Linked DNA regions of Homo sapiens: region 2 is linked to region 1. A link is a contact called in ENCODE POLR2A ChIA-PET data. All regions are on one chromosome and are shown on one strand. Each heading gives the region's core, a stretch centred on a gene start or an enhancer-like site at or near the end of the contact. The rest is flanking DNA. Distances are from core to core; before and after follow the strand shown. Region 1 overlaps PPP5C (protein phosphatase 5 catalytic subunit). Region 2 has its middle 19 kb from the start of PNMA8C.

Region 1 (2,591 bases), core at 53-2,552:
CCCCTGCAGGTTGGTGTGACAGAAGCAGGGGGTGAGGCTCATCCATGCTGGAAACAGGTGTGTGCGCCAAGCGGGGTGAGAAGAGCCCAGGCCCAGCAGGCCACGGCCTCCTCCCTGTCTGGGCAGGCCTAGGGCACCCTGCCAGGCAGCTCCACCTGGGCTGTGGGTGGGTGTAAGGCAGGGGAGGAAGACAGTGCCAGGCAGCCCCTGGCATCCTTCCCAATGAGGAGTGGTTATGTGCCCACACCCGGCTGGCATCCAAACCAGCATGTGGCCTGGCCCATGCGGCTCCTCCCACCCCTCTATACCTCCCAGCCAGACCACTCATGTCCCCGGCATGCTGGCTCCAGGCCTTTATGCAGGCTGCCTCTGCCCAGAGCACCTCATTTGCACCTCCAGCTCCTCCTCCAGGTCTCAGCCCCACTGATCCCTCCTCTAGGAAGCCCCAGAGGCTGGGTCAGGCACCCCCTCTGGGCTCCCAAAGGCCCCTGGGCTCCCTTGTTCCAGCCGTGAGCCCTGCTGGTTCGGAACCGGTCTGTCCACCCCGCTGGAAGGTGGCCCTGTGAGGGCAGGGCTGAGGCTCAGCCATAGCTGTGCGTGCAGCAGTCAATGAATTTCCCTTCCCCCCTTTCTCCAAAGAAATGAATGAGTGACTGAGCATTTCCTCCCCGCCAGTCTCCTGTTCTCCAGGGGTGGGCGGGCTGGGAAGGCAGATGAAGGCAAACAATGACAGCGCAGGGAGGAGAAAGGGAGTGGGAATACCAACAGTGGCAGCGGCAACAATAATAATACACAGCTCACTTCTAGAGCACTTACTATGTGCCTAATATTGTGTAAGCAATTCACTTGCTCATTTATCCTCCATGCACCTCTACATGGCAGTGTTTTCACAATCCTCATCTGACAGACAAGAAAACCAAGGCCCGGGGAGGTGAAGTCACCCACCCAGGAAGCCAGGATTCCCTTCTCTCCCAGGCGAAACTGCGCCAAAGCCCAGGCTCCTGATTTCCGCTATGCACGCTGGGATGGGCTCCCCTTCCACCACCTCCCCTCCCTGCCTGGGCCTCTCGTCCCTGGGGCACACTGCATGCCCTCCAGGGAGGCAGCGTGGGGCAGTGGTTATGAGCCTGGGCTCTGGGACTAGGCCTCCTGGGTCTGAATCCAGGCCTGCCAGGACAGGCGGCCTCACATCTCAAGCCTCCCTCAGTTTCTAGAAAGTAGGGGTGGTGCCAGCACCCCCTGGAGGATTGTCGTGAGAACTTAATGCCAGGCAGCAGCAGGCAAGTGCTCATCCCAAGGCCTGCTGCTACTGTAGCTGCTGCGACACGCAAGGTCTAGCTGGGACAGTGAAGATGCCCTGCTGGGCTCCTGCTCCTGAGGAAGGTCATTCAGTCCAGACCAGAAGGGACTCAGCTCCTGAAGGCCCACCGGGTCAGAACTTCACACTGAACTTTTTTTTTAAAGTGGCAGTTGGATTGTATCAAGGTCAGTATTCTGACTGTGATATTTATGTAGTTATGCCAGATATACCTTTAGGGAAAACTGGGATTTCTGCATTACTTCTTACAACTGCAGGTGAATCCACAGTGCTAAGTAAACAAGTTGTTTCTAAAAGCATTATCTTCGTCAGCGAGTACTCATGGGTAATGATGTCTGGAGCTGGTGAAATGGTAACACAGGTTCACAATCCCCGAAGAAGCCCTGGGGGCTGCGTGTATTTGGGGATTGGGAATTTTTTGGATTTTAGTAAGGTGATTTGGTAGATGGCCGGGTGTGGTGGCTCACACCTATAATCCCACCACTGTGGGAGGCTGAGGTGGGAGGATCACTTGAGCTCAGGAGTTCAAGACCAGCCTGGACAACATAGTGAGTCCCTATCTCTAGAAAAAAATAACAACAACAACAAAAAGCTAGCCAGGTATGGTGGTGCATGCCTGTAGTCCCAGCTACTTTGGGGGGCTGAGGTGGGAGGATTGCTTGAGCCCAGGTAAGGCTGCAGTGAGTCATGATTGTGCCATCACACTCCAGCCTGGGTAACACAGTGAGATTCTGTCTCAAAAAAAAACCAAAACAAAACAATACAAAAAAACCCACATGATTTTGTGTACATGCTCTATCATAGGACACCCCCAGCAGGTCCAAGGCAGTACCTAGTAATCACAAGCACATACACGGCCATTTCTGCAGCAAAACCTCCAGACATGCCACTGGAGAGTAATCAAGACCATCAGCAGCTTCTTAGTAGTTCAGGTCAGGTTTTGCCACTGAACGAGCTGCCCAAACTTACCAGAACAACTGTTCTTCAGAACTGCTTGGGTTTTAAAACTAAGGGTGAGGGATTATAGAGCAGCATCAAGATCCCACATGGAGTGGACCCACAGTACAAGGTGTAACAGGGCATTCTGAATATCTCCAACATGCAGACAATGAGCAGCAGCCCAGAAGGGAGCCGTGCCTGCCTGAGGCATGCAGGCAGCTGGGGGAAGTCAGGTTTCCAGGGCAGGAAATGCCGCTGCTAGTGACAGCCTGAAGCCTGACATAAGGGTTTTTACCCTAGTGGGTTAGTTTCTGGTGAATGAGTTTGGCAAGTC
Region 2 (2,591 bases), core at 39-2,538, 75 kb before region 1:
GAGTTTGAGACCAGCCTGACCAACATGGTGAAACCCCATCTCTACTAAAATATAAAAAATTAGCCGGGCATGGTGGTGGGTGCCTGTAGTCCCAGCTACTTGGGAGGCTGAGGCAGGAGAATCGCTTGAACCCAGGAGGCAGAGGTTCCAGTGAGCCGACATCACCCCACTGCACTCCAGCCTGGTGACAGAGCAAGACTCTGTCTCAAAAAAAAAAAAAAAAGAAAAAAAGAAACTTGCTGTCTCAAGCTTCTGTCACTGTAACAAATTACCATAAATGGATTAACTTAAGGCAACACAAAATTTATTGGCTGCCAGTTCGGAAGGTTACAAGTCTGAATGGATGAGCAGGGCCGTGTTCCTTTGGAGGCTCCAGGGAAGAGTACGTGTCCTCACCTTTCCCAGAGTACAGGGGCCACCTGCATTCCTTGGCTTGGGGCCGTTTCTTGCATGACTCCAAACCCTGCTTCCATTGGCACGTTCCCTTTTCCGATTCTGACCCTCTCGTCTCCCTCTTTTCTTTTTAAATTTTATTTATTTATTTATTTATTTATTTATTTATTTAGACAGAGTCTTGCTCTGTCGCCCAGGGCAATCTTGGCATACTGCAATCTCCGCCTCCCGGGTTCAGGCGATTCTCCTGCCTCAGCCTCCTGAGTAGCTGGTACTGTAGGCACTTGCCACCACACCTGGCTAATTTTTGTATTTTTAGTAGAGATGGGGTTTCACTATGTTGCCCAGGCTGGTCTTGAACTCCTGAGCTCAAGCCATCCTCCTGCCTTGGCCTCCCAAAATGTTGGCATTATAGGTGTGAGCCACTGAGCTTGGCCTTCTTTATAAAGACCTTTGTAATGACATTGGTCCCACCCAGATAATTCAGGATCATCTTCCAAGTCCCTTTTGCTACATGAAGTCACCTATTTACAGGTTCCAGGACTTAGGAGGTGGTTGTATTTGAGGACCATTATTCAGCCCTCAAATCATGGGGTGGAGACTGTGCCCATGACAGGCCCTGTTGGCTCTCGTGCCCAGAGCCAAACTCCAGCCCAGCTTCAGAGGCCCTGCAAGTTCTGGGCACTGCTTTCCCTCCAGGCCCCCAGCTCCCCAGCTCCTCACCCCTGCCTCTGGGCTCCAGTTCCTGGAAGGTAACTCGTTTCCTTTGGCCATGGCCTGGGAACAGGCTTCCAGGCCCTTCCCTCCCCTGCAGCCTGGCCTGGCCATGCTGGGTTCCTGGAGTTCAGCTCACAGGGACCAGGTGGCCAGTTGGAAGGGCAGACAGGCCACCCAGCACCAGATTCCAGGACCCCGAGAGAACCGGGGAACCAGAGTGCCTGGGGATTTGCAGACAGACTGTGAACTGGGCCATACTTATCTTTCCCCCTCCCATGCGAAAGCCATTTCCTCCCACGAAGCAGGAAAAATCTCAGCCAGCCTCTGGGATTTCACTGAAAACCCAGCACCACAAACCTCAAACATGGAGTCCTCCTGTTTTTCTAGTAAGTTTTTTTCTCCAAGACGGCAGCTTCTGAGTCTCCTCTCTCCTCAAGACTCCCAGTGCCCTGAACCAGCCTGAATCTTCACCCACTGATCTTCCATCTAAAAATAAAACACATCTGTACAATAAAATGTCATTTATCAAGAACAGAGCACAGAGGACTGGGTACTGTGGCTTACGCCTGTAATCCCAGCACTTCGGGAGGCTGAGGCTGGAGGATCTCTGGAGGCCAGGAGTTTGAGACCAGCCTGGACAACATGGTGAAAGCCCATCTCTACTAAAAATACAAAAAAATTAGCCAGGCATGGTAGTGCAAGCCTGTGATCCCAGCTGCTTGGGAGGCTGGGGCAGGAGGATCGCTTGAGCCCAGGAGGATTGCTTGAGCCCCAGGAGGTCAAGCACAGAGAAGTATTATGGAGTACTGTTTAAGAGTGTGAATTCTGCTGCCCGATTGCCCACCTTTAAGCAGCCCTGCTTCTTACCAGCTGTGTGACTTTGGGGAAGGTGATTGCCCTCTGTGCCTGCTTCCTCATTTGTAAGATGAGGATGACAGAATATAACAGTAGCTACCTCAAAGGCTTTTCATGCAAATGAAGTATTTGCAAAGTGCTTGGAACAGGGTCAGGCATATAGTAAGCATCATCTACATTTTTGTTAAATAATAAAATTTGTTTCTTCAGCTTCTTACCAGGAAATCTGCATTTGCTGGACGTGTGTGCCCTTGTCCTTCTCTCCTGCCCCTTGGAGGACGTTTCTGTGCTTCATATTGAAAGCCAGTCCTGTGGCCAGGCACGGTGGCTGACGCCTGTAATCCCAGCACTTTGGGAGGCCGAGGCGGGTGGATCACTTGAGGCCAGGAGTTCGAGATCCAGCCTGGCTAATATGGTGAAAACCTGTCTCTACTAAAAATACAAAAATTAACCGGGCGTGGTGGCGGGTGCCTGTAATTCCAGCTACTTGGGAGGCTGAGGCAGGAGGATCGCTGGAGCCTGGGAGGCTGCAGTGAGCCATGATTGCACCACTGCACTCCAGCCTGGGTGACAGAGTGAGACCCTGTCTCGAAAAGGAAAAAAAAAAAAGGAATTTTTCTCTCTCT

What was found. ChIA-PET counts read pairs that join two places held with the same protein, here RNA polymerase II (POLR2A).
Region 2: POLR2A ChIA-PET joins it to region 1 with 10 read pairs in activated CD4-positive, alpha-beta T cell. The contact joins two enhancer-like sites. POLR2A ChIA-PET finds 5 or more read pairs at or near these places in 2 of 52 experiments (H1 and activated CD4-positive, alpha-beta T cell).

Annotation. Positions count from the first base shown.
Region 1 is chr19:46,371,687-46,374,277 of GRCh38, reverse strand. All of the region lies in intron 2 of PPP5C (protein phosphatase 5 catalytic subunit), which reads right to left. Among named protein-coding and RNA genes, the nearest start is that of PPP5C, 26 kb to the right of the region's middle. Within about 2 kb of position 1,302, at least 17 of the 41 ENCODE cell types and tissues checked have a DNase peak (open chromatin) inside an H3K27ac peak, as active enhancers do.
Region 2 is chr19:46,446,635-46,449,225 of GRCh38, reverse strand. No RefSeq gene overlaps it. Among named protein-coding and RNA genes, the nearest start is that of PNMA8C, 19 kb to the right of the region's middle. Within about 2 kb of position 1,288, at least 5 of the 41 ENCODE cell types and tissues checked have a DNase peak (open chromatin) inside an H3K27ac peak, as active enhancers do.